Regions from separate parts of the Homo sapiens genome. Here regions 2, 3, 4, 5 and 6 are each linked to region 1. A link is a loop called in an ENCODE intact Hi-C map of the cell type or tissue named here. Cell type or tissue: B cell. All regions are shown on one strand.

Region 1 (5,000 bases):
CCAGTTGTTCTTCACGTCACTCTGAAGCATGTTTTCATTCACTGCGCTCACTGTCTTTAAGCCCTGGCTCCCCCTGGGGTGCCCACCTTGTCAGGCATCTAGCTCTGGGGTCATTCCCTGGGTTCCCAATCAGGCAGAAGGATCTTTGCCGGGGAAGGCAAGAAGGCCGTGTCCTACTTCCACTCTGGACTCAAGCCGAGTGGGCCCACTTGTCCCTTGCTGGGATGATGACCATGGCCTGTGCTCTAGTCTCCTAGCTCCAGCTTCACCTGCCCTGGGCCAGCCCCTCACCCCCAGGGTTGCCAGAGCAATAGTCAGGCATGCCCTCCCTTGCTCACACCTTCCCTGCTCCTCTCGGAATGGAGGCCAGTCCCCTCGGCCTGGCACAGCGAGCCTCCAGGATTGGCCTCCAAGCAGCTTCCTAACCACATCTTCTGCCTTTGCTCTCACACCCAGCCTGCCAGTCTACATTCTCCAGGTCTTTGCACCAGCTGTTCTTTCAGCCTAGTGTTCCTGCCTCTTGCTATGCCTGGTCGACTTGCGTTTTCTCCCAAGACCCGAGCTTGAGTCTGAAATTCTCTCTGCTGCCTCCCCAGCTGAGTTGGGTCCTCCCTCATCTGTGCTTCGGAAATTCTCCAGCAAAGGTAGTCTGGGGAAGTCACCAAGATCCAATTGGGAAGTCCAGCTCTGCCTCACCCTGACTACATGGCCTCTGGTGAATAGATGAGCTCTCCTGTGCCTCAGTTTCCCCATCTGTGAAAAGGAGTTCTCACAGTGCTTCCCAAGGGTTTTACAGTTTAGGCAAGATCCTGCATGAGGAGGGCTGAGCACACAGTCAGCGGGTGGCTGTTGTTGGGGTCACAGTATTGATCACACTGTTTCTGTGTCTGCCTCCCCTGCGGGCTGCGAGATGGGGAGGGAGGGGGGCAGTGCAGCGTCCCCGTGTGACTTGTCGCCGCCACAACCGCAGTGGCCAGCTCGCGCCTGGCACTGAGACCGTAAGCAAATGTTTGCTGAATTAATGAGTGGGGGCTGCAGGGAGGGCTTGGGCTGCAGTTCCGCCTGGGCTGCTGCAGCTGGGGCGCGTACGTACATCCGTGTGCCCCTGGGAGTGTGAGTGAGGGGCGCCTGTGGGTGGGGGAGCCATATCCGTGTCCCGGGGGTCTGGCGGCGCCGTGGGCAGCCTGGCGCGCCCGCTCCCTGGGGTCCCCGCCGAGCGCCTGCCTGGCTGCGGGACCCCGTTGCCAGGAGCAGTCAGGATGCGGCAGCGTCTCCATGGCAACGCGGCATCTCGAGCCGCGCGCCGCCCTCCCCCGGCGCCCCGCAGTGGGCAGGAGGCCGAGCCTGGCAGCCCCTCCCGGCCCAGCAGCCAGCAAGCTGGGCCAGGAGGCCGAAACCTGATGGGAGGGGCTGAGCAGGGGGCTCCTTATTTTCTAGGGATAAGGGGCTGACCTGCCTTTACTTCCCACCTCATCTGGGGGAGGTAGATAATAGAGCCTGTCCTCTGTCTATGAGCAGCACCCTCCACACCCGCCAGGAAAGCAGGAATAGGTTCTGGTCAGGGCAGGATACCCTCACTGGCGAAGGGACATTTCTGATCTAAGTCCTGGCTGTGAAAGTGGCGCTGTTGTGAGGGGCACTGAGGCACAGCCAGGGAAGTGCCATACTGTTCCAGGGCTTCAGTGTGACCCCAGTGACTTCCATGACCCACCCGATGTCCACCCATGTCCCCACTTCTCATAGATAATGCCCAGTACCTGCCACGAACCCTTCCAACGCCCCCTCACCCTCTCAGTTGTGCCATATCCCCAGACCCACTCAGTACTTCCCACTGCGGGTTCCGTGACCCTCCCACCCCTGGTTCCCACTCAGTGCCCCTTCTGCTCGCTATCTTCACACTGCCTTCCAGTTCTTCCCAGCACACAATGTCTCCAGTTGTTATTCAGTACCCCCAGTGCCTACGCAGTGGTACTTCCAACATGCACTCAGGGCCCCCGTTACCACCAGGAAACCACCCAGCGCCCTCTTTCCAGTTTAGGCTTGGTACCACTTAAATAGCCCCCAGGGACCACCCACTGCCCCCAGTACCTGCCCGGTGGCCCCCAGTGCCCTCCTATTAATCGGCCCAGTACCCTGCACATCCACTGTAGTTCCCCACCTCTTCGTACTTCTGTTCACCTAGTGCTAACCACTACAATCTCGTTCTGCCCAGTATATTCCCACCATGCAGCCCCTTGCCACATTATTTCCAGATAAATCCCCATTCGCCCCCTTGCCCACCTCCCACCCTCCAAGCCCAAGCTCCGCCGGGCCGCAGTGCTCGCAGCGGCCAGGAGGGGGAGAGAGCGAGTAGTCAGCAGGAGACCGAAGCGCGGGGCGCGGCTGGGGAGAGGGTCGAGGGGCAGCATCCAAGGCCGTCTTCTTACAAGGGCTGAATCCGAGCCCAGGGTGCGGCTGCGTTCCGGGGGGGTTCCTCCCGGAGTGACCGCACCCCTGCCCCGCATCTTCTGCAAACCCCTCCGGGTCCGCCGCCACCGCCGCCGTCGTGGCTTTGGCTCTGAGAAGGGGCGCGCGCCCTCTGGTGGCTGCTGAGCAGTACAGCTTCCTAGGCCGATGAGAGGACGCCGCTCTGGCCCGGGGTGGTGCGTTCGTTCCCTCTCTCTTTCCCTGTCCTCCTTTTTTGGGCCTGTCCTCAAGCTGGCGGCGATGGGGTGACGGCAAGCCAGGCCCCTCTGTGGTGGCTGGGTAGAGAGCCTGGGGTCTGGATGAAGGGAGAACATTGGGTAGGGAGGTGTGGAACCAGGGCCTGGGGAGAGGGACCGCGGAGCAGAATGGTGGTGGGGGTGGATCGCTGAGTCCACAGATGAAGGACTAACAGATGGATCTGAACTCAGGAAGTCTACAATCTGAGCTGTGATTCGATGTGCTGTTTGTAGAAGGGGGCGATACAGGATTGGTGGCAGTAGGGTGAGGCCTCCCTTCCAGGCCTGGCAGTTCTATCTGGCCCTAAGCCTTTCATGGGATACTTGTTGATGGACCTACCCTTCGATGACTCTGTTTCTGCCTCTGCCCGTCTACCAGCGCCTAGCCTTCTTTTCACCTGCCTGGGCCTGTTTCTCAGTCTTCAGCAGTCCTGGAATGGTGGGGGGCACCCTCTCCCTGTCCCACAATATGGGGTTTTCTCTCCTCTGTGTATGGGGGAAATGGATGGAGCTAGAGCAGAAGGGACCCAGGTTAGACTCTTGCAGTCTGTCCTGAGTTTAGGTGACCTTGGCCTGTAGGACCCTCCATGGTTAGATCTGTGATTTTGTGCCCATTCCAGCAGCCCCACCTCGATGGATTAATAAGTTCCCTTAGACTTAAAGGTCCTTAGAGATGCCTCCTCCATCCTCGCCATTGCCTGGCTGGGGAAACTGAGACACCCAGCAGGTTAAGAATTGCTCTAGGGCGAATAGAGGGGTAGGCATCAGGATAGTAAGGTGATAAAGAGCACTGACTGGCCTGGGTTTGAGTCTGGGCAAGTCCCTTCCTTCTTTCTTTCTTTCTTTCTTTCTTTCTTTCTTTCTTTCTTTCTTTCTTTCTTTCTTTCCTTCTTTCCCTCTTTCCCTCCCTTCCTTCCTTCCTTCCTTCCCTTCTTTCTTTCTTTCTTTCTTTCTTTCTTTCTTTCTTTCTTTCTTTCTTTCTTTCTTTCTTTCTTTCCTTCTTTCTTTCTTTCTCAGAGTCTCGCTCTGTCACCCAGGCTGGAGTGCAGTGGCACAATCTCGGCTCACTGCAAGCTCTGCCTCCCAGGTTCACACCATTCTACTGCCTCAGCCTCCCGAGTAGCTGGGACTACAGGCACCCGCCACCTTGCCCAGCTAATTTTTTTTGTATTTTTAGTAGAGACAGATTTCACCGTGTTAGCCAGGATGGTCTCGATCTCCTGACCTCGTGATCCGCCTGCCTCGGCCTCCCAAAGTGCTGGGATTACAGGCGTGAGCCACCGCACCCAGCCACCATCTTTCTTTCTTTCTTCCTTTTATTTTTATTTTTTAAAGACAGAATCCCACTCTATTGCCCAGGCTGGAGTGCAATGTCACGATCTCAGATCACTGCAACCTCCACCTCCCGGATTCAAGGGATTCTTATGCCTCAGTCTCCCAAGTAGCTGGGATTACAGGCATGCACCACCATGCCCAGCTAATTTTTGTATTTTTAGTAGAGACGGGGTTTCCCCATGTTGGCCAGGCTGGTCTCGAACTCCTGATCTCAAGTGATCTGCCCACCTCGGCCTCCCAGAGTGCTGGGATTACAGATGTGAGACACGGCATCTGGCCCCTCCTGTCTTTGTAAGCATCAGTTTTCTTATTTATAAAATGAGGATCAAAACTCTACCTACTTCCCAGGAGAGCTGTAAAGATTCAGTCAGATGAGGATGATATTGGAGAGAATAATAACAATGATTGGAGCTGTTAATAATGTTAACTGAGCACTCACTTTGTGCCAGGTGCTGTGCAAAGTGATTCAGCACATGCAATCCAAGAGGTTATATACCAGCTTGACAGAGGTAAGGCTCTTGCTCAGAGGCTCTCAGTGATGACCAGCTCACAGGCAGAGTGACAAAGCCCCTACCAGGTCTAGTGCCTGACCCCAGGGCACCAGGATGAGTTCCAGAGTCCTCTGCCTCAGCTAGGGCTGGAGGCAGAGAGAGGGACAAGAAGACCTTGAGCTGTCCCCTGTGCAGTGCTCCCCTGTCCCCTGGGCCTGGCTCAGATATCTGGCCCCCCGCCAGGGAGGGCAAAGGGGCTGGTTGATGGAGGTAGCACGTGTCCCAGCCTGGGCAGCTGAACCTGGGGGCCTTGCCCCGGAACCTGGAACCTTTCCTGCAAAGGGAATATCCTACAGCAGGAAGGAAGGAAGTGGGGAGGGGGAGGAAGAGGAGGGAGAAAGGATAGGACAGGCCCCAGCTGGGAGAGAGTTCTCTCCCAGACAGGCCAAGAAAAGAGGACCTCTGGACTCCA
Region 2 (5,000 bases), 95 kb before region 1:
GACGCCCTATCCCTGAACCCCATCGTGGCGTGCAGGTCTGAGTAGGCTCTGGGCCATGCCGGGGTACCTGGCTTGGAGGCTCTCTTCAGTCTCGGGAGAGATATGCTTATCCCAGGCGGAGCGGAGAAGGCTGGGGGATGACTGATAGGGGGAGTCGGGAGGGGATGTTGAGCCCTGAGGTGTTGCACTGAGCACGGATCCAGTTCCTCTTGGCTTTGCCACAAACACAGTGACCTTATGTAGAGTCCTTAGCCTCGGTTTCCCCGTTTGTAAACCATCAGCACCAGCCCATTTTCTCCTGAATTTGGGATTTAGGGAGCTGGGCTTTGTATACCCCTCCCAGTCTCCTCTCTTGGGGGGTTGCTGAGGGGGTGGAGGTAATGTCTGGACCTAGCAGGGCCTGCCTTACTGCCATGAGCCCTGGATGCCAGTGGCCAGCCTGCTCGCTGTGCTGAGGGCCAGGCAGGCCCTGGGCACTGAGGCACGTTGTTTGCTGAAACCAAATTTCTGTGCTTGTGTTTTTCCATAATTATATTAGCAGGTGGGATTTTTCCTCGGGGAAGCAGTGGGAGGGGGAGCGCCATGGCAGTGTCCCCGCCCGCTCTAAGCGTGAGCTCACACTCAGCTCTGCCCGCCTGCCGTAATGATTTTTTAATTATGCAGCCAGTGCTCGGAATTGCTAATCCCCCTCCAGCCCTGCATCCCCTCCTGCAACTCACACCCCAGCCCCTGGCTGATGTCCCTAGAGTGGCGGTGCCCAGCCCCGTGCCCATCACTGAGTGCTTGGGACAACCGCCATAGCGGGAGAGAGGGTAGGTCAGGAAGGGCCGGAGGGGCGCCCCTCCGCCATCTGCAAGTGACAAGACTTGTGGCTCTCTTTGTCTCCCACCCTACCCCTAGACCCAGCATGGCTCACACCTGCCAGGACAGCTATGGCTTTAAATGAGTTTGGGGAGTGATCGGTGCCCACACCAAGTGATGTGGCCACACTCATTTCATGGACATTAGCCTGTCTTCCCAGCCTTGTGTGACCCCAAGGACACAGGCACACAAGTACAATTTTTGTCACACCCATACTCACGCTTTACTTCCCTTCTACACACACACTCAGCCCCACAGCCAAGCTACACACACACACACAATGGCAGGCTCTGCGTGCTTCTCACACATGTAGCCTTACCTGAGGGCGGGGGCACCCTCAGGAGACCCCACTGCTGCCTCCTGTGCCCTGCAGTGGCCCTGCTCCCACTCCCTTGCCTCCAGACCCCCCAACCCCATCCCCATCCACCCTACTGGGAGGTGCTCCGAGGTCTTCTGGCTCCCGCCTCATGGGGTGGCTGCCTGTGGCTGGGGCCAGCCTGAGCCTCCATCGACCCTGGCCTGGGGGAGGTGCTGGGGGGGTTCTGCAGCACTGTGGCGGCGGCTCCTCTCCAGGCGCCCAGCTGTGGCATCTGTCAAGGTCAGATAGCGACTCCGGAACCAGCCGGCTCGGCCCCATGGCCCCTCTCGCCTCATTATTTTTGTGTTCCGGGGCTGCGGCGACACCTCCCTCCCTCCTCCTCAGCCTCCCGCCTCTCGCCTGCCTCCCCCACGCCTCTGCAGGGAGGGCCTGCGGTCTGGGGGCTTTTGTTTTCCAGTTTTTTCCACGCTCAGGCCAGGCAGGCGGGTAGACACTGGCCAGAGCTGTTGGACCTTGAACAGCAGACAAGACAGGTGTCCCCCTTAGAGCTGGGACAGATTCTCAGCTAGTGGAACCCTGGGTTGGTTTCTCAGAGGCACAAACTGAACCTGGATGGAACCAGCCCCCACCACAGCCCAGGTGCACCTGTGGGCAGCTTCCTGTTTCCATAGGGGCCCTAGCAGCTGGCACCAGTTCCTGTCTACACCATCCCCGTCCCAGTAGGGCCCCAGACTCATACAGCCCAGAGCTCCTGACACAACTCACAGTGCATGCGGACATACACACACTGGCATTCATGCGGCAAAGATGTGTTGACACGTACAGACCAGAAGACTCCACAAACATCCTCTCACCACGTAAACCACCCTATTCGCACACACGTGCACTTGGACATCCATGTACATTCACAGACTTGGGTCGCACACACATGCCTCCACTTTACCCTCAGGGAGGTCACAGAGTCAAAGATCTCCCCCAGCACTGCTACATGATCCCCATATATGCTTTAATGCTGTGGTCTGTAGAGGGCGACATCTTGAGACTACACACTCAACCGGGCACATTCACAGTCCACTGGACACACACACAGTTGTGCAGCACACCTCCCAGGTAGACACGCGAAAACACACTGTATGCATTGCTCTCGTCACCATACACACTCCAGCCCCCTGAGCCCGCTCCCAGGTGCCCAGCATCCTTGGGTAGTTATGCCACCCGAGGGGCTTTTGTCCCCCGAAATACTGGGAAGTGAGCTTGAGGCCTCAGCTTGCTGAGCCCTGTGTCCAGGGAGCCTCGGAGAGTGGGAAATGGTTTGACAAGGACTGCCCGGCCCCTGCCCAACCTCACTGTGTACACCACTTTAGGCCCAAGAGCGCCAGGATGGCGTGGGATGGGGCGGGGGGTTCCAGGTGTGTCATGATGGGCTTGGTGGCTGCTGGCAGAGGCAGACTCTGGGGGGTGACCTCAGCTCTGTCTCTGGGTCCCTCCTCCCACCTCCAGCCCCTGATTTGGGTGTGTAAATGTTGGAGGAATGGGGTGTGGGCAGACTCCAGGCCCCCAGGGTCTCTAGAGTGGCCCTGGCCATCCCCTCTCTTCCTCCTCCAGCTGTGGACTGCTGTGACTGCCCCCGGGAGAGGAGCTAGATGGAGGCTTAGCAGTGGCTGGGCCCCCACCCCCCAGGAAACTCAAAACCCTGGGCCAGCCGCGGGTGGCGGGTTGGGGCAGGCACAAAGAGGGCCTCTGTGCGGCCGGCTGGGCTGCCCACAGGATTCTGGGGGAGGAGGCCGGAGCCGGTTTCCGTCCCGTTCTGCTTCCTGCGGAGGCTGCGGAATGCCCGGAGCTCTGGCCCAGCCTGCCCCGTCTGGCCCACCCGCAGCCCCTTCCCCATCTTTTCCAGGGCCTTGGGGTACAGCTGCAGACTTCTCTGCAACAGGGCCCTGAGAGCCACCCTCCAGGACCCAAGGGAAACCTAGGGGATTTCCCCAAGCCGAGAGCTGAACTGGACCTCACCCTTTAGCTGAAGTCTTCCTTCCCTCCATGTGCTGTGGAACCCTCAGCCAGGGTTGGAGCACCAGGCCCTGGAGTCACACAGACCTGGGTTTAAATCCTGGCTCTGCCACTTACTGACCTTGTGACCTTAGGCAGGTGGCTTTATGTCCCTGAGCCTCAGTTGCCTCATCTGTAAAATGAGGATAATAATAATTGTAGTAGAATCCGGTGAGAAAATGCATGTGAAATGCTTAGCACAGTGCCTGGTGGACAGTGAGTGTGCATTATTAGGACCTGCTGTTTATTTTTTTTTATTTATTTGTTTGTTTGTTTATTTATTGTTTTGAGATGGAGTTTTGCTCTTGTTGCCCAGGCTGGAGTGCAATGGCGTGATCTTGGCTCACTGCAACCTCTGCCTCCCAGGTTCAGGCAATTCTCCTGCCTCAGCCTCCCGAGTAGCTGGGATTACAGGCATGCACCACCACGCTCGGCTAATTTTTGTATTATTAGTAAAGACAGGGTTTCTCCATGTTGGTCAGGCTGTTCTCGAACTCCCGACCTCAGGTGATCCACCTGCCTCGGCTTCCCAAAGTGCTGGGATTACAGGCGTGAGCCTGTACAGGCCAGGGCCTGCTGTTTATTTTAATGTCCTCTGGGGAACTTAAGAGTGGAAGGGACTGGATGCTCCTTGCCACGATAGGTCTCACCTCTTCTACGGTTCAGTCTCAGCCCTGCGTCCTGCTCAAAACCCTTCTCTCAAATCAGTTTCCTATCTGCAGATCATATCAGTGACTGATCTCGGCCTCTGGGGCCTTCCTCCTGAGGTCTGGAGGGTGGAGGGGATCGCTGTCTGGAATCCTTTTTTTCCCCTCTGTATCTCTACCTCCTTCCCCATGATATGCCCTGGGATCGTGACTTCTGCAGTAGTTTGGGGTGAGAAGCAAGAGCCATTCCTTTCCATTTTACAAATGGGAAACTGAGGCTTAGTGGCGGAAAGAGCTTGGTCAAAGTCACCAGTCAGGGAGGGACAGGGTGGAGCCACAAACCTAGGCCTCAGGCCTCCAGTTCCCTAGCCAGTCCTAGGCACATATGCCTCCCCCAACCCCAGACACACAAACACACCCCACACAGGAGCCCCAGAAGGACAGTGCGCCATCTCTGATTTCTTGACTCGTGCATCCCTGGACTAGCCTTCCCTGGCTTGTCCCATGGTGAGGCCCATCAGTAGGGAGGTCCTGAGGGGGTACGTGGGCCTGATTTCTGATTGGTGTCAGCTCAGAGATCACCACATTGGGAAATGTTTACTACAAGATTCAGGGGATCCCAGATAGACAAGGCGTCATTACACCTGCTTAAGCAAATTGCCTGCTCTAAATGGGGCAATAATAGGACTTCCTTCAGAGATTGGGTATGAGGATAACATGAGATAAAGCATGGACAGTGTGGCACATAGGAAGAGCCCCATACTTGTTAGCTATGGTCCCAGGTGACAGATGGGAAAACTGTCTCAGAGGCCAGTTTTTTCCCAAGGTCAAAAAATGGGGAAGGGTCTTCCTGAACCTTTGACTCTTCCAGGAAAGGAACCTGGCCTGAGGGAGGTGCCTATTGAGGAAAGGGCCTGTCTTTATCAGAGGCATCCCAGGCATCTCAGTCCCTAGAGCCCCAGGTCAGAGCTTACTCCCTGCCCGGGGCCTCAGTGTTGCTGTGCATGAATGGGCTGATCCCCTCCTCCAGCTGTTTTGGGGAGCACCGTAAAACAGAACAGAGCCTGGCTGGGTGCGGTGGCTCACGCCTGTAACCCCAGCACTTTGGGAGGCTGAGGTGGGTGGAT
Region 3 (5,000 bases), 130 kb before region 1:
GGGCTTAGAAATAGGGAAATGAGACGGGATCACATTGTCAGGGTTACTATTCATGAAGCAATTCCTTCATTGCTGGCATATTTTACCTTAGTCAATGTAAGGAGAAAAGCTCAATGGTTAGGACTAAGTAAGCCTTTAAGGCCTTTGTCCTCTGGCTGAATGTATAATACAATCACCAACCAGCTTTGCTCTTTCTATGTCTACTCCTGGTCTGGGTAAGGCAAAGGCAGACATTTTTGTGATGAGCAGTCACTTTTCATTAAATTAAACTATTTGTGGATCTTTATCTGATCAGAGACACAGCGTAATCTGCCTCTTAGCAGATGTAAAACTATATGAATACCTTAGTGCCAAGACAGCAGCTTAATAGTTTTCCTTGATTGAGTGGTGGTTTGTGTGTTTGTTCTTAACGTCCTGTGTAAGTTGTTATTGGTAGAATGGTTTTTTCCAGAGCTGAGGAGCCTGATTGCCCAACATTGTACTCTGAAAGCAAATGGTTGATCCCATTTGGAAAAGCCAAGAAGAGGCCATTGAGTGTCCAGCCCAGGCCTCCTGTGACTGCTGTACAGGAAAGAGCAGCAGCAGCCTTGGTGAATGTACCATGTTCCTTTCCCAACTTCTAAGGATGCGAGGAGTGACAACTGCCATTTTCCCAGGCACACCTCTCCCTGCCCTGAGCCACTTGTTCTCAATTCTGTTTAAACTTCCTTTTTGGTACTTAAAAATCTTAAATCTTAAAAAGATGTCACCCTTCCCTAAACTTTAGAGCCTCTGGAAAATGTGAGTGGGGAGGGTTTGGTTTTTTGAGTTAAAACCTAGTCTTCAAATTGCCAGCTTTCCTTGGGTTTAAAGTTCTCCATAGAAAATGAGATTGCTTTAGAAGCTCCAAAGCTCCTGGGCCCTCTGACTTGGAGGTTTCTAGAAACAACCCACAAATACAATCTGACATTTGGGACGCAGAGCCAGCACCATCTTGGGTAAGAGAAGTGTTCCATGTTTGAGGTAGTTGGCAAATGCTAAGCTACCTATGTGGTGACAGTTGTCTGGAGCTTTTCCCATCTGATTAAGGGGCAATACTGATTTGGTCGTTGTGGGCAGTTTCTCCTCCTAGCCAGCATCACTGCCATCTTGGAAGGTGTGGCTACCTGTCATGTGTTGCACAGAGAGTCGAGGGGAGCTGGCCTCGTTTGAGAGGGCACCTGAGACTTTCAGTCACCTGCTGCAGAGTGACAGAAGGAACAAGGGAAACCAAGGCTTTCCCAAACTTGCCAGAGAAGGTGAGCTTTTTGGAAGGATGGTTCCAAGTGACCTCAGCTTAGTCCTCCTTTGGAGGAAACAAGGCAAGTTGGGGAGGCTCTGGTGCATAACAAGTTATAGGGCAGGTACTGTTTCCTGGATTCAACCTCCAAGCTTCATAAAAAGGCAGTTCCAGCCAGGCGTGGTGGCTCACGCCTGTAATCCCAGCACTTTGGGAGGCCGAGGTAGGTGGATCACCTGAGGTCAGGAGTTCAAGACCAGCCTGAGCAACATGGAGAAACCCCGTCTCTACTAAAAATACAAAATTAGCCAGGCGTGGTGGTGCATGCCTGTAATCCCAGATACTTGGGAGGCTGAGGCAGGAAAATCTCTTGAACCGGGGATGTGGAGGTTGCAGTGAACCGAGATCCGAGATCGCGCCATTGCATCCAGCCTGGGCAACAAGAGAGAAACTCTGACTCAAAAAAAAAAAAAAAGGGCGGGGGGCACTTCCTTTTGAAGTTTCAGATGTATATTGGAGGGAGCAGAATTCCTTTGTGATTTCTTCCTTAATACATTGTGTCCCTGAGGTGGTCCCTGTTCTTCCTGTCTCCTGTCAGCCCCCTGGCTCAGAGGACGGCTGAATGGAGTTGCATTTCAGTGCCCACAGATGGAGGTGATGACTGAAGTGTGTTTGCTTATGTGGGGAGTGAGATGATGGCTTTGGTGTCTGAGTGGATGCTAGTGCCTTGAGTGGCCAGCAGAGGGCAGTGGTGACCCATAGCTGTGACAACCGTGAGGCGTGTGGTCAGTGAATCTGCATGGGCACAACCTGAGAGGGGCTTTTGTTGGAGTGGGGAGATTCTTTCGGACTTAAGCTTTGTGCGTGGTATATCCAGAATCAGATGGGCCAGTGCCAAGTTCAGTCAGGTTCTCAGCCTTACAGTGAAGGAAAAGGTTAGTGACTTGTATTTCAGCCCAAAGCCTACTGGAAGTGTCAAGCTGCCAGCTCCCCTCTGCCCTCCCCGTTGCTATGGCAGCCATGTCTCTGTGTGTGAATAGGTGAACCAGGCTCCAGGTTAGGACCTCTGCCCACCTAGCTCCAGGTTACATGCAGGAAAAGATCTGTCTATTGCTGCATGTGAACAAGGAGATCCCATATTTCTAGCAGGTCACAGAGGCAGCAGTCCATTATCACTTGCCTGCCCACCTACCCTGGGCAACCAGCACATGGCTCCTTAGACCTTGAAGATGGAGGCCTGGGGACAGAAGGAGCAGAGTTGGGGGCTAGTGATAGGGCCTGGGAAATGTTCTTGTCTGTTTCAAGTTTATCTTGTATTTTGGGGCCCTGGTCTCCTCAGTCTTCCAGCCCAACAGGTGTGAGCGTCCAGGGCCACCACCCGGAAGCCAGCTGCCTCTTCATGGGGAAATCTTTGAAATTCAAGGCTTGGCCATCTGGATATGCAAATGTTCCAGATTTGCTGAGCCCACCAAGTGGCTGAGCCCCCCATGCCTGGGGCCTGTCAGCCACATTCTCCATGGCTCCCTCCTTCTAACAGGGACAGGGGCAGGCAGGGAATCTAAATTCCCAGGTCAAGGAGTTTATTTGGGAGCCCCAGGCAGGGCTGTGAGAATTAGCTACCACTGCCCCTAGATGGGGAAAGCTGCCTGGGTGCTGTTGGTACCTAGAACCTAAGCTTTTGCCTACTGATAGACTCTAAGGAGAACGGTGTATTGAGAGCTCCACGAGTCCTGCTGTAGTGCCTAATCATGTGAGGGATTTTGCTGGATCCAAAGGAATCTCAACTAAGAAAGTTTCTGGAATAAGGAGGGAAGCCTTGGGTCTAGCCTCGCTAGAGGGTGGGAGCTACCTGCAGGGAAAGCTGCTGACTTCCTATTATGTCAAACCCAGGCAAATAACTGGAGCTTAGGCAGTTGGCCCCCAGAATTGCTTATTCTCCCCCAGGCCTCCCTCTGGGGCTGGTTTTCTGGCTGTAGCAGGAGGTATGTGTTCTCTGAGTGGGAAAGGAGTGGGGTCAGGGTCAGGGCGGAAACCCGGGAATTTAGATTCCCTGCCTGTCCCTGTCCCTGTTAGAAGGAGGGAGCCATGGAGAATGTGGCTGACAGGCCCCAGGCATGGGAGAGCTTAGGCCAGCCTGTATGTGTGTGTGCAGAAGGGGACTGCACATGTGTTCAGGAGCTTGAGAGTGAGAATTGTGAGCATGTACACTCCTTAGTGTTTATGCATCAGGGTGTGATGCATAAACACGAAGGCTCTGTAGCCTTTGAAGAACAGGATCAGATCTGGGTTTGAATCACAAGACCATGGGTTTTCAGTTGGGCAATAAACTTATCTGTCTTTTGCTTTGATTTTCTCATCTAGAAAACGGGCACTTGGTCACCAGCCTGACCCATAGGCAATGCTTGGTGGAAAATGACCTTATCAAATTAAAGGGTTGTGACCGTGGGTGCTTATGGTTCAGGGAGGTAGGCCTGGACAGTGAGACATCTTTCTTGGATTCCTGTACATGCTAGAGGTTTGCCCTCCTTTGAGCTGGGCTAGCTCCTGGGACATCCAGGGACCTGGGGAAGACTGGCTGGGCCCTTTTGCAGCCTATGGCTCACATGCCCACTTGTTAAGGCCTGCAAGAGTGTGCCCACAAACAGGGTGAGCAGGCAGAATAATGGCCATGGCTAGCCAGACTGTGTGTCCTTGCCCAGTGTCTGTCTGTCCTTCCCCTTACCTTGGGGGACAAAAGGGAATCCAGTTGTCCTGCCTGGTGAATAAAAGCCTGGGGTTGGGGGAGGATTTGCCTCCAGCCACGGAGGAGGGGTATGCTGTGGAAGGAGGCCAGATCTCCCCCAGCTGTTTCCCAGCTCTGTTTGAAGGGGAAGGGAGAGGGATAAATGACTGGGTGATTGTGGCACCTACAGCCAGCATCTTTCCTCTCCACATTCTAGGTCACAGGCCCACACCTCTCTCCCTAGTCAAAGAGAGCCTCTGTGAGGGGGTTGAAGGGTGTCTTGGATCTGTGGGCAGGACTTGGGATCTGGGCACAGAGAGGTTGGGGAATTAACAAAGGTCACACAGCCAGGCAAAACTAGGGAATGTGGGGAGTCATTCTAGACAGGACCTTTAGGGGGAGCTCCCTGGCTACAAGAGATTTCCTGGAAGCCCTTGGGTGGGCCCAGGCCTGAACTGAGGAAGTGAGGGCTACAGCCCAGCTGGCCTTGCACTGGAACCACAGGAGTGGCCTTTAAGGGTGTGCTGAAGGACTGATGAATCTTGGCCCTGTTCCCACACACATGCACCACTGGGAATGGGAGTGGGGAGATTGCTGAGCTCTGGGGCCAGCCCTGTTTCCTGCTTTGGATTTGGAATGGGGAGAGCCTTTCTGGGGACTGAAACTGGTGCTTCAGCTTCTCTAGGGGGAAATGGAGAAATGGAAAGGGGGACTGACAAGGGATAGTCCTTAAGGAGTTTATTTGGGAGGCTCTGGGTCCCTTTGTAACTAGGTGGGTGACCTTTAGGAGGGAAGTGCTTTGTGTTCTACAGCTTTCTGAGAGTGGCAGGAAATGGGGCCAGTAGCAGTGCACACTAGTTGGGTTGCACCTGGTGAGAGATTAGGGGTGGTTTCCCCACCAAGGTCTCTGAGCCAGAGCTTTCAGCTGCATGAGCACAGCCTGCTCCCCCTGTGGAGGGGATTCTGGGGTGGGTGTGGTTGTATACTGGGGGAAGTGAGAATGTGGCCTCTCTGTGGGTG
Region 4 (5,000 bases), 190 kb before region 1:
TGGGCGCGGTGGCTCATGCCTGTAATCCCAGCTCTTTGGGAGGCCGAGACGGGCAGATCATGAGGTCAGGAGATCGAGACCATCCTGGCTAACATGGTGAAACCCCATCTCCACTAAAAATACAAAAAAATTAGCCAGACGTGGTGGTGGGCACCTGTAGTCCCAGCTACTCAGGAGGCTGAGGCAGGACAATGGCGTGAACCTGGGAGGCGGAACTTGCAGTGAGCCGAGATCGCACCACTGTACTCCAGCCTGGACGACAGAGCGAAACTCCATCTCAAAAAAAAAAAGAAAAAAAAAAAAGTACTATCAAGATGAAACATCTGTCATTCTTATTTTGCTATCAGTTTTAAGAATAGTATTTTTCTTACATAATAAAAGTCATCCTCATCAGGTACTCCTTTAAATGTCTTACTGTATATTGTTTTCATTGCAGTATAATATGAAAATTTGTTTCCAACAGATACATTGTAGCAAAAGAAAGAATACAGACTGCATATTTTGCAGTTAGGCTGCTGCTGACATTATTAATTATCCCATCATGGATAGGTCACCCTAATTTTTCTGAAAAATGCCTGTTCTTTGCTTGTGTTTATTTTGAAATAATACGACTACTTGGGCTTAGGAATCAAAGGACTCTGCTTTCCATTTAAAATGTCTTTCTCGGCCGGGCGCAGTGGCTCAAGCTTGTAATCCCAGCACTTTGGGAGGCTGAGGCGGGCGAATCACGAGGTCAAGAGATCGAGACCATCCTGGCTAACACGGGGAAACCCCATCTCCACTAAAAATACAAAAAAAATTAGCCAGGTGTGGTGGCGGGTGCCTGTAATCCCAGCTACTTGAGAGGCTGAGGCAGGAGAATGGCTTGAACTCGGGAAGCGGAGCTTGCAGTGAGCTGAGATCACGCCACTGCGCTCCAGCCTGGGCGACAGAGCGAGACTGTCTCTAAATAAATAAATAAATAAATAATAAAAAATGTCTCTCTCCTAGATATAAGTCAATTGGGAATGAGTACACTTGAAATATTTAATATATAATAAGCTTCGATTAAATAACTTCTCTCTTTTTTTTTTTTGAGACGAAGTTTCGTTCTTGTTGCCCAGGCTGGAGTGCTATGGCGTGGTGGTGGGGGCCTGTAATCCCAGCCACTCAGGAGGCTGAGTCAGGAGAATTGCTTGAACCTGGGAGGCGGAGGTTGCAGTGAGCTGAGATTGCACACTGCACTCCAGCCTGGGCAACGAGAGTGAAACTCTGTCTCAAAAAAAAAAAAAAAAGTAAAATTTAGAAGAAAAATATTACTGTCTTTATTACTATAATACATATTAGTAATTAGTATCTCCTGGGGAATGCTGCTGTAGTTGTAACGCTTGTAGTTGGTCCTTCCTAGAATCATGTTCTCCGGTCTTTGTTCAGTGCCTTTGCTTATACAGAGAATCTCTTCTCACCCCATCCCCTACCTCCTAAATTCTTTATTCATACTTGGGGACCCAGCAGAAATGGCTTCTCTAGGAAGCATGCATGAGGCATACAGGCAGTCAGAGTTCAACTGTAGAATCGTTTCTTAGTGTGTAGACATGATTGATTATTCCCCTATTTAGACTGAACTCTCCTGGGCAAAGTTCTTGTCTTATTCTTCGTATTCCTAGTACCTAAAGCATGGTATTCTGTGTTTGCCAACAACATTCAGTGAATGCCAATATCAGGTGGGGTGGCAAAAAAAAAAAAAAAAAAGAAAAGAAAAGGTGGAATTTTGGAGCATTTGTGGCCTTAGGCAAGTCACTTTGCGAATTTTCCTGAGCCTCAGCTTCCTTGTCTGTAGAATGGGAATTGTACCCTGCAAGCCTGTGGGGAAGATTAGATAGAAGAGGGTTTAGCATTTTGGACTACATAAAAGATAATTTTGTTGTTATTTTTTACAAATGTGCTTGGCAGTTTTATTCACAGTACCCGATACTTAGAAACAACTCAGATATCCATCATTAGCTGAATATGTAAACAAAATGTAGAAAATCCATATACTGGATGGAGCATTACCCACCAATAAAAAGGAACAAATAGTGAAACAACCCTGCCACTTAGCAGTTTATTAGTTGGCTCCAAGTTCACCCTCCCGTACTTGCTCTGCTTTGACTAAATAACTTCTGAAGTATGTATTTCAGCTGGTGAAGAGCTGGACTCTTTCACCTTTGCAGTGAACAACATGTTGGGCTTTGTCAATAGAGGGCACTAGAGGGACATTACAGAGGAAAGGGGCTTCTTAGATTTGGTGGACTTTTCTTTTTTTAAGTTTTTAAATATTATCATGGTGTCTTAACATGCCAATAATGTTGACCTACGGAATTGGTATAATCTCAAAATCTTAGGTGTCAGTGTTAAATATATGTTTCACTTTTACTTCATCGTCACCCCAAGCAAAAAAAGAAAAACCTGAATGTGAAAAGAATGAAGTCTTATAATATTTCTAAACTAAAAAAGGGATTGAATCCCAGTATTCTTCAGCAAACTTCAAAATACTGTCACCTTAATATGTTTTTAATACATGTGATATTTTTGTAGGTCTAGAATTGTGAAATCAATTCTCTTAAACATCTTATTATAGAAGTGTCTGCTGCTATCCTTTGAGCACTAACCCCACCACCTGTAATGCATCATGCCAATATAAGTGATAGAATTGCTTTGCTAAATTCTTAAGGGCTTATGTCAGGGAAAAACTTTGAAATTAGCTGGGTACAGTGGCTCATGCCTATAATCTCAGTGCTTTGGGAGGCCAAGGTGGGAGAATCACTTGGCTGGGAGACCAGCCTGAGCAATTCAGCAAGACCCCTTCTCTACAAAAACTGCAAAACTTAGCCAGGTTTGGTGGCACACGCCTGTAGTCATAGCTACTGGGAAGACTGAGGTGGAAGAGGAGGATCTCTTGAGGCCCAGAGTTCAAGGCGGCAGTGAGCTATAATCTGCACTGCACTCCAGCCTAGGTGACAGAGCGAGATCCTGACTCAAAACAAGACAAGCCTTGAAATCAAAGTTGATTTTTACAAAAGCCTCAATGGTAGGAGTTTTAGATTTCTTAAAATAATAGCACACTAATGGAGTGCGTGATTTTCTTTAGATTAAATGTTTACATATTTATACCATCTGTATTAGTTTCCTAGGGTTGCCATAATAAATTACCACAAACCGGGTGGCTTAAAGTAACAGAACTATATTCTCTCACAGTTCTGGAGGCCAGCAGTCTAAAGTCAGTCTGTCTTCAGGTCCATACTCTGGATGTTCTAGGGGAGAATCCTTCCTTGCCTCTTCCAACTTTGGTGGATGTCAGCATTCCTTGGCTCCTTTGGTTTGTGGCTACATCACTCCAGCATCTGCCTCCATCTTTGTATCACCTTCTCTGTGTGTGTCTTCTCTTTTGTGTCTTATATGGCCACTTGTCATTAAACTTGCCCATCCACGTAACCCAAAGATGATTTTTTTTTTTGAGACGGACTACAGACACGTGCCACCACGCCCGGCAAATTTTTTGTTTTTTAGTAGAGATGGGGTTTCACGTTGTTAGCCAGGATGGTCTCAATCTCCTGACCTCGTGATCTGCCCGCCTCAGCCTTCCAAAGTGCTGGGATTACAGGTATGAGCCACTGCGCCCAGCCAGTAAATTCTTTTTATTACTGTAGTAGATGATACTTGATTAAATGCCATCTCGGGTGCTTTCATTGTCAACAAAGGTGCTCCCATCTCTAAGCTTACATAAAATGTAATTTTAAAAAGACATTTCTTTAGATGTACCTGTTCACATTTTTGTTAATAGTCTCTCATGTCTAGTTTTGGAGGCTGGAATGTTCAAGGGAGCCACAAAAATCTCTGTCAGTTGGTGTTTTGAATAATTGTTCTGAAATATACTCCCAGGCTTGAAACTTGGATCTGGCCTTTTTTTTTTTTTTTTAACTTGAATTTTTTTTTTTTTTTTTGCTCTTATGTTATTCATATGAATTTTGCAAATAGAGAGCCAGTCTTGTAGCATAGTAAAATTTAACAGTTTATGTGACTATTGATCTACCCATCTTATAGAGATTGTCTGTCTGTAGGAAGACGGTGGTAACCGTGGTCAGACTCATCATTTTGAACACTCTAGGTTAGTGTTGGAGAATTTGTAAAACAGAAACTTAACCACCTGTGCTTTGAAAGAGTAAAGTCCATGAAAAGTATTACTTTTAAGTTTCAAGGATTTACAGTTTTAGGTTAACAGTTTTTACATATTGTATTTCAAAACATCAGAGTACTGAAACTTACCTGTATGCTTCTTACTAAAAATAGTTCATGCAGGTTCTTTTGGGTGATCATAGTTTTACAGAGTATAGTAGAAAACAGGATGCCAGTTAGCATCTCTCTTTTTTTTTTTTTTTTTTTTTTTTTGAGATGGGAGTTTCACTCTTGTTGCCCAGGCTGGAGTGCAATGGGGTGATCTCGGCTCACTGCAATCTCCGCCTCCCGGGTTCAAGCAATTCTCCTCTCACATCCTCTCGAGTAGCTAGGATTACAGGTGCATGCCACCACGTCTGGCTAATTATTGTATTTTTAGTAAAGATGGGGTTTCATTATATTGGTCAGGCTGGTCTCGAACTCCTGACCTCAGGTGATCTACCTGCCTTGGCCTCCCAAAGTGCTGGGATTACAGGCATGAGCCACTGCACTGGCTCCTGGCCAGCCAGTTGGCATCTCTTTAAGGTCTCCACTATCCACCTATATTAAGTAGCACAGAAACACACCAAGTTAATGATACTAGCATTCATCTCCCCCCACCACCACATTTTCTCAAGCTTCGTACTGCGGTACATGTGTGATTAGTGTTACAGAAGAGGGTGTCAGTAACCCAGCAAATAAGTTCTTTAGGTTTCTGGTTTGCTATGTAGTTACTAAGGAGGGATTCAGCTGGTGGAGGAGATCCTTGCGCAAATGCCAGGAAGGAAGCCCTTTTCCTCGCATTTCAGTGTTTCCTTTGAAGCCTA
Region 5 (5,000 bases), 54 kb before region 1:
GGCTGGGGACAAGACTGTGCTCTCGTGTTCCCATGGTCTAAATAGTGCCTAGCACGTAGTAGGCACTCAGTAAACATCTGAACAATATGTAGTTGGTGTGACCTGGATCAAGAAGTCCCAGCCTCAGCTTCCTTTTTCTGTTGGGCTCTGCCTTCTCTCAGCCTCCCAGGGAGGCTCTGGATGAGATCAGAGATGGCAAAACGCTCCCTCCGGGAGAGGGAGGGCACGGCGCCCGCCCGGGGATGAGGTCAGTGCAGCAGGCACCTCTCCTCAGTGCAGGAGGCAAGCAGAACCGCAAAGATCATCTTGGCCAGACCCATGACCCTGGAATCCCAGACGGGCAGGGCAGGGTAGGGCGCGCGACCTCTTCCCCTGGTGGGAAGGTCCTCCCGGCGGGGCCTCCTCTTCCCCTCCCCGGGGAGGCAGGTGGAGCTGCGTCCTCATCTTTGTTCCCATCTGGAGCGCGTTTGGCGCGGCGTGGCGGGGGCGGGGCTGCGCCCCCGCGGTGCCCGGAGAGACTGGCCCGCCCGCTTATCTGATCTGCGGCTAATTGAAACTCCCTGCTCGCGAAGGTCAGCTCGGTCCCCTGACAGCTGCCGAGCCGAGCCGGGCCGGATGGAAAACCCGGGCTGTGCAGGGCCCGGCGGGGCGCTGAGGGGAGGGGTTGTGGGGGGCTGCCTCTGCGGCAAAGTAGACAAAGGCGGCCCCTCCCTCCCTGTGCGCGCTGCTGGGGGTCGCCAGAGGTAGCGGCCTTCGCCCTCACCCTGCAGGGTGTTCCAGCCGGGGTCACATGGCCTAAGGCTACAGAGGAGGGGGGCGCCCTTAATCCCTACGTGCCCGCCCACCCCGCTCCCACGCCGGGGCCCTGTCTGGGGTCTCTGGGAGAGTCACCCCCAACTTCCTGCCCCCACCCCGCCTCCACGCCCCGGCTCTGAGACTTCCTGCCTCCCCGGCTCCGGGCAGCTCTGGCTGTGGGAAGCTGGCGGGGCGGGGGCGGCCCGATCCCCTCCCTCTGTGCACTCGACGGGGCGCTGGGGGTCCGGGAGGAAGTGTGCACGCTGGGGGGCACGGCTCAGCCCAGAAGCCGCCATCCGGTGGGTCAGGTGCGGCCTCAGCCTAGGAGGGCGGGCGGGCAGGCCTGTTGCTAATGGTGCTGGGACGGGCGTGGGGGGGCGGGGGGATGGTAGCGGGGGAGCCTCTGGGAGCCCCGTTTCCAGGGTTCCGGGTGCGGACGTGGCGAGCTCTGGAGACTGCAACCCCGCCCGCCGCGCCCCAGGCTGGCCCAGTCCCTAAGCAGCCCGCACGCGCCTCCCACTAGCCGCCTGTGCGCCTAGGCTGAGGTGCTGGGGAGCTCCCGAGGCGGAACTCCTAGCCTCCGGGCTAAGCGCGCGCCCCTATTCAAAGTCTTTAGGGCCTTGGCTTTCACAGCCAAGAAGAAATAACTCCAACCACAGATTTTCAGAACCACGTGCCAAACACCATGATAGGCGTTGAACGTATTTTGTATCAATTAGGCCTCACAACAATTCCATTTTGCTGATGAGGAAGCTGAGGCGCAGAGAGGTGGTGACTTGGCCGAAGTCACACAGCTAGTAAGTTATCGAGGCGGGGCTGGGCTCTGACTCCAAAGCCAGCGTTGTTAGCCTCGGGTGGTCGCGTCTTAGCAAGAGCTCTGCAGTTGTGCGCCAATATAGGTCGATTACCCAGGGCATCCACGAATGCAGAGAGCCCCTTGGCGGCGTCTTGCCGCACGTGTTCTTGTCTTGGGGTTGGGCACGTGTTTCGTGGTGCAGTCCCGCGTGTTAGAGCCCGGGGACAGAGGTATAGCCTAGCGCACTGGTGCCCAGGTGCGCCATTCGCGGTTGGGACCTGGCAGAGTCATATGGCTGGGGCCTGAGCCGCGAGCAGGGCGGAGCGGGGGCGGAGAACTCGGAGCTGAGTCCACGCGGGCCGCGGCGCCTGGGAGGCCGCAATCCCGGCGCCTGCAGCCGGCGAGGCGCGGGGTGACGCGCGGGGGCCCAGCTACCGTGACCTCCTCCGCGGTTGCCATGGAGACCGTGCACTATAAATAAAAAAAAAAAAAAAAAAGGAGGAGGAATTTCAAACCCGTTTTCTACGGCGCTTGGCGGGAGGGGGGAGGAAAGCTCTCTTTGAATCGAGTTTCCCATTTCACCTTCCCAGGCGGCGGGAGCGCTTCCCCCGCAGCCCAGCCGGGAAATTGCCGCCCCTCACGCCGCGTGGCGCCCCCTGAGGAAGCTAATTAGCGCAGCCCAGGGAGCTGGAGACAGGGGGACAGAGCCCCGGGGGGCCAGGACCCGCCTCTTTTGTGTGGGGGGGAAGCGCCTACAAATTGCCCCCCATCTCTCCAGGCGCGCGCAGCCCAGCGCGGGCCGGGGCACCGGGCGCAGGCGGGAGGTCGCATCTGCAGCTTTGGCGCAATGAATCAGGCGCGGCCGCCGCCGCCGCCGCCGCCGCCGAGCGCGTCTGGCATCCGGAGTCTCCCGGGATCGAAAATAATTTGGGCAAAGCGGTGGGAGGTGTGTGCGCGCGCGCTCCGAGGGGAGGGCGGGGGAGCAGGCCGGGCGGGGTGCGCGGGGCGGGGGGAGGTGCCATCCGACAGCCCCGCTGTGGTGAGAACAGAGTTGACACTTCTTTCCTTTCCACTTACTGCGGCAAGTACTGCGAGGAAGCTTAACCCTCTCGCTACTTGGAGGGTTAGAGGCGCTGGGAGCGCCCTCATGAGGGCGCGCCGTAGGGGTGGGTTCCAGGTGTGCAGACTCCTTTGGGGTGGGCTATTGTAGCGGGCTGGAGTTAGCCTTCTAGCTCCTCAGACGAGCGCTCCTACCCGACATTCCTCAAGGCATCCTTCTGGGGCTTTCTTAATCCTTCCGTTTGCCTTCCCTGCATCTGGCTAGTGTCAGCGCTATGGCCTCAGTTTCCTCACCTATACAAGAGGGTGGGGGTTCTATAGCAGCTTCCCTGTCGGTCTGGTGACCCTGGTTTCGTGTCGCTCTCTCTGGCTTGATCCCTGGGCCTGGCAGGGGTGAGCCGGTTAGGGCAGCCGGGGGTGCAGGAGTCAGAACCTGACCCTCCTTGTCTCCCGCCAGCGCTCTGGGCGCCGTTCATCAAAATGGCCGGGTTCCTGTTTTTGCCTCTGAAGGCAGAAATGTCACTGCCGCTGCATTAAGCACGCTCGGCGGGAACTCGGTTTGGAGCGAGGAGCTGGCGCTCAGCCCTGCCAAGCTGCCTGCCGCAGGGGGGTGGGGATGGGCTGGCTGGCCAGCCGGCCTGGCTGGGGTCAGTCTTTGTCTACGAGGGGCTCCCACCTTCCTGTCGCTCTAGCCCGACATGGCCCACTCCCCTAAACCGTGCTGGTTGCTCCCACCCCACTCAAGTTTGGCGGGGGTCGGGGGAGGCGGGGGAGGGATTAAAGGGGAGGATCTGTGCCCCTCTGGCTCAGGGATAGCAGGGAGGTGATTGGGCAGAACTCATTTCGTTTTCCCCACCCCCATAATTGGCAACACCTCTGGAATTCATGGATCGTCTCCCCATTAATGTTGCCCATTTGATGAGGAAGGAATGGTAGCCAGGCCTCAGGGCATCCTCAGTCTTCTGACCTGAAGTTTCCCCAGAAGGGCTTGGGGGAGAGTGTGCATTTCACCTTTTCCTAGCTTCTTTCTGGCCAAGGGATCCCACCACCCCAGGAATTCTCAAATCCTGGTGCACAGCAGACCACTTGCCCTTGTGAGCACGCAGATGTGAGGAGGAGGGGGCAGGCCAGTGTGGAGAGTCTGATTTAGTGGGTCTGGAGTGGTCCTGTCATCTGCACACCTCACGAGACCCGAGGGAAGGCTGCCACCCTCACTGAGAGGCATATTGGGAGTCCCACAGAAATCGGAGGTGATGGAGTCTAGCAAGTCACTGAACAATGGGAGATTGAGAGAGGGATCACTCAGTAAGGTAGGAACTTGGTGGTTGAGAGTGTGGGTTCTGGACTCAGGAGGACCAAGCTTAAATCCTGGCTCTGCCACTAATTGACTGCATGCTGGAGGGCAGATGACCCAAACTGAGCCTTGGTTTCCTCAATTGTAAAATGGGGGTAACACTGATGGTCCCTAACCCCACCAAAACAATGTGTGGCTTCTATGGGACAGTGCATGGAAAGTGCTGAGTGTAGGTCCAGGTACTTAGTAACTGCATGATATATGTGAGCCTCTGTCGTCATTGTCATCACTATTAAAACTATTGGAACTCAGATTTGTAGTTCAGACTTTAGTTTTGGGGTAGAGGAGAGTCTGGCCCAGATGTCTCTGGTTCTCCAAGTCTTGTCCTTTAGGGGTCTACCAGGTCCTGGGCAGGGAAGAGTGAGAGTGGGGTAGGGGTCAGTCCCCTGGGTGTGGTCTCATCTGTGGGACTCCACTCCCTACCCCAAGCCCCAGTGCCTTAGGTCTCTTTCACCCTTGGGTGTCCCCTCACAGCTGCCACTTGGAGCTACAGATGCCCACTGGGCACTGGCCTGGCTAGTACTTGAGGGCTTGCCTCTCCTAGACCCATATCCAGCCTTACTTCTCTATGAAGCATCAGGTTCTGTGATGGTGGTACAAGTGCCCGGGTAAATTAGGCCCCTGAACCCTGGGTGGTGGGGGACAGGGAGTGTGATGTTGAGCATGTGGGGTGCAGGAATAGGACACCCAAATTGGAGCAGCCTTTGGAATGTGGAATCCCACTTCCCTCTTTGGAAAGATAGGTTGAGGGGAGCTGAGTGAGGACATAGTACTAATGTGTGCCTGGAATCTAGGGCTGATGTCTGTTTCATTCAGGATATTTGGGACTGCTGGTTTCAGAATACAGGAAGGACTAACTGAAAACCAAGACTATGCACTGGGGAGGATCCTGGGGCAGATGCCTTGGCATGGGAGCATTCTTTTTTCTTTTTCTTTTTCTTTTTCTTTTTTTTTTTTTTTTGAGACAGAGTCTCACTCTGTCACCCAGGCTGGAGT
Region 6 (5,000 bases), 76 kb before region 1:
AGAAGGAAGAAGGATAGGTCCTGTGGCTGTACTGGGTGATTGTGGGCCAGGAGCTGGGCTGTCTATACGAGTACTTCCCCTTGGCCCAAGGCTGGTTGGAGGCCCAGGGTTGGTTTCAGTTTGTCCAGTAAGTTTACTTCTTTGGCCCCCAAAAGTCATCAGGACAGAAATTATTACCCATTTTATTGGTAAGAAACTGAAGCCTAGAGAGGGTATGTGACTTCCCCTATAGCAAGAGCAAGATGGTAGCAGGGACCTGATTAGAACCCAGGCTCCTGGCTACCTTGAGAGAAAAATCAGGTACCTCCAAAAGAATGGAAAGGGGGCCTGGGAGTCTGGACACATGGGTCCCTGCTTATTTCTTGGTCACCATGTGTCAAAGCCGTGTGTGTGTGTATGTGTGTGTCCTTGCTAGATGACCTTGGCCAGGTGCCCTTACCTCTCTGTGTTCCAAGAAAGAAGGACAACATAGCCAGGGGTTGTGGGGTGGTGAGCTTGACAGGGTGCTTTGCAGAGCCAAAGGTCACCTCACAGTTAGTAGTGCCAAGACCCACGCCATCTCCAACAGGCACAGATTCTGGCTCGGGGCCCCAGCCACCATTCCCAGGCTCAGCCCAGCTTTGTACTGCCACAAAAAAGGAGGCAGCGATGGCTACATGGCTCGGCTGTAGTCAAGGCCACTTGGGTCTGACTTGATTGCAGCACAGGCTCCCACCGCCTCCCAGGTGCCAGAGATGGATGGATGGAGGTCACTGCACAGCCTGGCCCCAAGCCCCCCCCCCGCCCACCCGCAGCCCTGGGCTGACCAGCCACTGCTGAAGACAGTCAGCCAGGGTTAGGGGAGGGACAGGCAGCCACCAGCATGGTAATAACCCAGACCTTGGCCCTAACATCCTGCAGGCATGGCACAGAGAGGCCCAGCTGTCCCCTAGGGTCACACAGCCCTGCAGGGAGTCCTGTCCCCAGAGGCCCACATCTCCCTTGAGGGCTGTTCCTGCCATGCAGGAGTAGAGAATGGCTGGAGAGGGTGGTGGAGGTGCAGGAGGGTCCCCTGAGGCTGCCGGCCAGGCTGCCAGTGCAGACACTTTCATCTCTTTCTGCCTGTCGACCTGCCATCTCTCAGTGGCATTAAATTCCCCTCCTGCCGGAGAACAAGGGCTGCCTCAGATTCCAAGCAGCAGGGTGTGAAGATAGGGCGGGCCCAGAGGAGGTGAGCCGGGTCCTCCAGGGCTCCAGGCCTGGGTGCAAAGCGGCTGGACTCTCGGGGCACAGCTGAGGGGTCCAGGTGGCCGCCTACCGCAGCCTCCCAGTGCTTCGTCAGATGCTGCTTCGTTTCCTGTTGCCATCTCCCACCTGTATGATGCCTTCCTCCCGCCTTCGGAGCTTTCTTGTCCCTTGCAAGCTGGGTCAAGTGTCCCTTGCCCCCCGCCCCCCACCCCCAGCCCATCACAACACTGGTCATTCTTGGTGACATCACCTGGCCTCAGGGCTATGGTCTGCAGCTCAGTAAGGGCAGCGCTGGCACCCAACACATGGAAGGGGTAGGAAACATCTGTGGGCTGAGGAAACACATTCTCTCCTCTTTCTGGACATTATTTTTCTCTCACGCATTTCCAGCCTAACTGGGGAGCTGTCCACAGGTAAGGGAAACTTACTACAAAGAGCCTCCTTTCTCCAGTCCCTGGAGCCTCCATACCCCTTGGCTAGAGACCTTAAACAAGATCCTTCTGCTTCAAGGCATAGAGCCTGTGGCCTGTGCACCAGGGACTGGGCCATTCCATTGCACTGACACACTCACAGCAACCTATGAGGGGGGCTTTAGGCGGTTCTCTCCATTTGACAGATAAGAAAGTTAAGGCTCAGAGAGGTAGCGAGACATACAAGGTCACACAACCAGGTTCGTCTGCTTTCGGAAGCTAGCCCTTAAGCACCTGGCCATGCTGCAGGCTTTGGCTGGAAGGACCCCCTCCCCCATCCCACAAGCTGCCTGTGATCGTGCCCAGATGTGGGATTAGGGTTGAGTATTACTTACTTCCTTAAACTTGTCTGCACTTCTTTTTGTTTTTTGTTTTTTTTTTTTTACCTTTGCTATTCAAATTGGAATACCGAATTTATTAATACATTTATTTAAGTTATTTAACCAAATGTTCTCAAGCCCAGAAAGGTCTGGAAACAAAGGGCACAGTATGGAGCGAGGATAGGGGATTAGGGGGTAACCTAGGATCACCGCCCCCTCCCCTGCAATGACAGGGCGTGGGTATTTCGGGGGCCCGAAGTGGGTACAGCCTGAATCCACAAAGGCTCCTGCCCACCGCTCCCCCTGGTGTCTTCCCACCAGGCTCCCAGCCCCTCTTCCAGCTTTGAGGCCTGCCCGGGAGGGGCACCCCCTGTGGCTGTTTTGGCTCTGCAGCAGTGGGTCCACAGGCAGCTGCTGGGAGTCTTGGGGAGCGGCTGCAAGGGTGAGGGCGAGCAGTGGCCGCTGCCGTTGATAAGGCGACGGAAGCCTCAGGAGCGAGGACGCAGTGAAGCCATGGAAACACGGCTGAGGTGTGAGGCTGGCTCAGCCGCTTCCCCCAGGTGGCCACCTCCCAGGCCTGGCGGGGCCCCGCGAGACAGGTCCTGCCACTGGCTGCCTCGCTCCCTGCCCTCCTGGGGGCCAGGTCTGGGCTGCTGACTGGGCTAGCTTGGTGTCACCCAGCCATCTCCCCAGGGCCAGGCTGGGGTCAACCCTGGGTCTGAGTAGGGAGGGCTGAGGACAGTGGCAGGGGCCTTCTGAGTTCTCAGGCCCCAAAGCCCCCTTAGCCTGGTCAATCCCTCCCCTTCTACCACCTACTCCTTTCCTATAAATATGTGTGCATTATTTACCTTAAGCATTTTGATAAATCATAATAGCAGAGACATCTGCTGTCAAAACTGCAAACTGCATTTGGGGCTCAGCTGGTGAACGATGAGGGCTAGAGGCCAGGGATATAAGGGCTCTGATGGCCTGGGGGAAAAAATAGGGATGACCCCACCCCTCATCCAGGGCTGGGCCTTGAAGGGGACCCAGGCCCCATCCTTTGGGACCCCTCCTCACCAGCCACTTAATCACAAAACCCTCCCAAGGAAGCTATCCACCACGCCCCAACTGTGTTCCCTCCTTCCTGCCTCCCTCTGCCTCAGAATTAATGCAGCAGTGACAGCGGCTGAGAAGTCCCCCAGAGCGGAGATTAACTCCCAGGGCAGCGCGGGCGGGGTTGGCCATGGGAGGCTTGGGGGTGGGGGGTCTGACGCACAGGCCTGGCAAGATTAATCACCCTGCAGCCGGCCTCATCACGAGGGCGCCCAGAGCTCCGGGCCCCCACCTCGAGGAGGGGTGCTGGGTCGAATGTCAGGAGTCTGCTCTGCCTCCCGCAGCCCTCATGGCCCCCAGTCCAACTCGTGGGAGGATTCTGGGAGCTGAGTTTCCTTCTCTTCCATTTTGCTGGCCCTCAGGGACCCTAAGGACCGAGCAGCAATCCCGTGGTCTCATTCCCTCCCCCAGTTTCTGGCCTGGCTCAGCAGCCCTGCAATGGGGGAGGCTCTGACCCTTGCCTCCCTGCCTACTTCTTGCTGTCCCCACTGGCCCCGCTCCCATGGCTCCCCGAGACTGCCAGTTCCCTAACATAGAGCTAGAGGTGGGGGCCACTGAAAGAGGTCCCTGGACCTGCTGTATTTATTTGGGGGACTCAAAGAGATGTGTGATGGATCCGATGGCTCTGGACCTGCTATCCAGCCAGCCCTCTTGAACTGTCCTGGGGGGCTTGTGGAGATGGTGGAGAGAGATACAGAGTGAGTGGGCAGATACAGATGAGGCTACTGGGTGATAAAGCACTGGGGTCAGTACCTGGGAACTGGCCTTTGTCAGCCAGTCACTCACTTAGAAAGTCTTTGAGGGGTTGCAGCAAGTGGAATTGAGCTTAGACATGAGAATAAGGTTCCCCAGGCAGGTGGGACCTAAGAGAGGCTGAGCTGTTTTGCACAGAAGACTTCTAAGGTCAGAGTTGGCCTTGACTCTGTAAGTGAGAGCTGGAGTACCCTCTTCTACGCACCCACTGCCCTAAGTGCTCCCATCACAATCCTGCTGGGGTCACACTGGGTGAACTCACCTGTTCACTTGCTGATCTTCTGAACTAGAAGGAGCACTCCTGGAGGGAGGGGCTTGTCTGCCTGGCAAATGCCAAATGCTCAATAATGTTGAATCAATGGATGAATTGGAGGAGGACATGGGTTGGCCTGTTGTATATGAGGGGCTGGGGAAAGAACTGTTAGGTCTGAGCTTGGGGAGCCCAGCTGCAGGGCCACAGGCTGGCGAGTGCCAAGAGGAGGCCCCAAGAAGTTCCAAGAGAAAAGGGGTTCTGGAGCCAGGCACCAAGTGGACATTCACAGGCTATGTGACCTACAAAGGCTTTCCTTTCTGGGCCTTAGTTTACTCATCAGCAAGTAACATTGCTTTTCAGATATCCTATGAAGGTGGAATGAGAAATCCTGTGTGAGGTCCCTGTGAGCTCTCTAGCCTTGTACCCCTTGGTAGGCAAGAGATTTGAATGCATGGGAAGAGCCAAGAAGGCTTCTTGGAGGAGGTGAGTGAAGCTGAGCCTCGAAGTACCATGCTGCCTATCTAGGAGGCTTGGAGACTGGTACTTCTGGGGCAGTGAGGAGACCACACTGGAGAGAGCCCAGGGAACGATGGGCCAATCTCAAGATCCAAGGCAAATGGGTATATTTTGTCTTGGGGACAGTGGGAGCCAATGATGGTTCTGGAACCTTTGGCCTTTAGGCTTTGGAGGGGCTAACATGTATCTGGAGTGAAGCCTTTAGTCAATCTGGGTATGTGGGGCAACTTCCCAACCCCACTCTGGGGCCCTGAGACTGAGGTAGGAAGTCAGCTGGAGGCTGATTCCTGACATATCTCCTTCCAGAGGAACCAAAACATATCCCATGTTAAAAAGTGGAGGGCTGGGCCGGGCACGGTGGCTCAT

Evidence for each region. A loop is a pair of places that touch in the nucleus more often than their neighbours do. Peaks named below come from ENCODE experiments on the same cell type or tissue, not always from the same donor. Only the 100,000 strongest peaks of a DNase experiment are listed, where the experiment ranks them.
Region 2: a loop joins it to region 1, with 8 times the contacts of the local background. A loop is called at or near these places in 3 of 110 quality-filtered maps.
Region 3: a loop joins it to region 1, with 25 times the contacts of the local background. A loop is called at or near these places in 110 of 110 quality-filtered maps.
Region 4: a loop joins it to region 1, with 13 times the contacts of the local background. A loop is called at or near these places in 11 of 110 quality-filtered maps.
Region 5: it touches region 1 in a loop (6-fold over the local background); 37 of 110 quality-filtered maps call a loop at or near these places.
Region 6: it touches region 1 in a loop (10-fold over the local background); 56 of 110 quality-filtered maps call a loop at or near these places.

Annotation. Positions count from the first base shown.
Region 1 is chr5:139,763,299-139,768,298 of GRCh38, forward strand. It overlaps a transcript of PSD2 not described here. Among named protein-coding and RNA genes, the nearest start is that of PSD2-AS1, 20 kb to the left of the region's middle. RefSeq lists enhancers at 1-335, 336-999. In B cell, CTCF peaks have their summits at 2,370 (motif pointing right) and 2,573 (motif pointing left); DNase peaks (open chromatin) are centred at 1,133 and 2,403; H3K4me3 peaks cover 548 bases; H3K27me3 peaks cover 1,427 bases.
Region 2 is chr5:139,668,621-139,673,620 of GRCh38, forward strand. The region is part of intron 1 of CXXC5 (CXXC finger protein 5); the gene reads left to right. It overlaps LOC124901084 (a long non-coding RNA gene), which reads right to left and starts at 155. Exons shown (of 2, transcript XR_007058962.1): 1 at 68-155. RefSeq lists enhancers at 1,694-1,843, 1,854-1,933. In B cell, CTCF peaks have their summits at 2,199 (motif pointing right) and 2,401; DNase peaks (open chromatin) are centred at 111, 1,971 and 3,151; H3K4me3 peaks cover 3,413 bases; H3K27ac peaks cover 5,000 bases.
Region 3 is chr5:139,631,470-139,636,469 of GRCh38, forward strand. No RefSeq gene overlaps it. Among named protein-coding and RNA genes, the nearest start is that of CXXC5, 14 kb to the right of the region's middle. RefSeq lists an enhancer at 1,855-2,149, a cis regulatory region at 4,184-5,000 and a silencer at 4,829-5,000. In B cell, CTCF peaks have their summits at 2,019 (motif pointing right), 2,219, 4,364 and 4,566; DNase peaks (open chromatin) are centred at 2,012, 3,391, 4,492, 4,912 and 2 weaker places; H3K4me3 peaks cover 915 bases; H3K27ac peaks cover 3,978 bases.
Region 4 is chr5:139,573,023-139,578,022 of GRCh38, forward strand. The region is part of intron 1 of UBE2D2 (ubiquitin conjugating enzyme E2 D2); the gene reads left to right. Among named protein-coding and RNA genes, the nearest start is that of UBE2D2, 14 kb to the left of the region's middle. RefSeq lists enhancers at 2,726-2,855, 4,530-4,579. In B cell, CTCF peaks have their summits at 2,220 (motif pointing right) and 2,419; a DNase peak (open chromatin) is centred at 2,209; H3K27ac peaks cover 3,504 bases.
Region 5 is chr5:139,708,872-139,713,871 of GRCh38, forward strand. LOC124901085 (a long non-coding RNA gene) reads left to right here and starts at 1,031. Exons shown (of 2, transcript XR_007058963.1): 1 at 1,031-1,103. RefSeq lists enhancers at 369-1,359, 1,604-1,653 and silencers at 844-1,213, 1,934-2,033, 2,524-2,603. In B cell, no CTCF peak of the experiment used is centred here; DNase peaks (open chromatin) are centred at 90, 1,900, 2,590, 3,110 and 1 weaker place; H3K4me3 peaks cover 2,945 bases; H3K27ac peaks cover 1,639 bases; H3K27me3 peaks cover 504 bases.
Region 6 is chr5:139,687,325-139,692,324 of GRCh38, forward strand. No RefSeq gene overlaps it. Among named protein-coding and RNA genes, the nearest start is that of CXXC5-AS1, 40 kb to the left of the region's middle. RefSeq lists a silencer at 2,549-2,658. In B cell, a CTCF peak has its summit at 2,907; DNase peaks (open chromatin) are centred at 1,217, 1,623, 1,917 and 2,897; H3K4me3 peaks cover 433 bases; H3K27ac peaks cover 2,411 bases.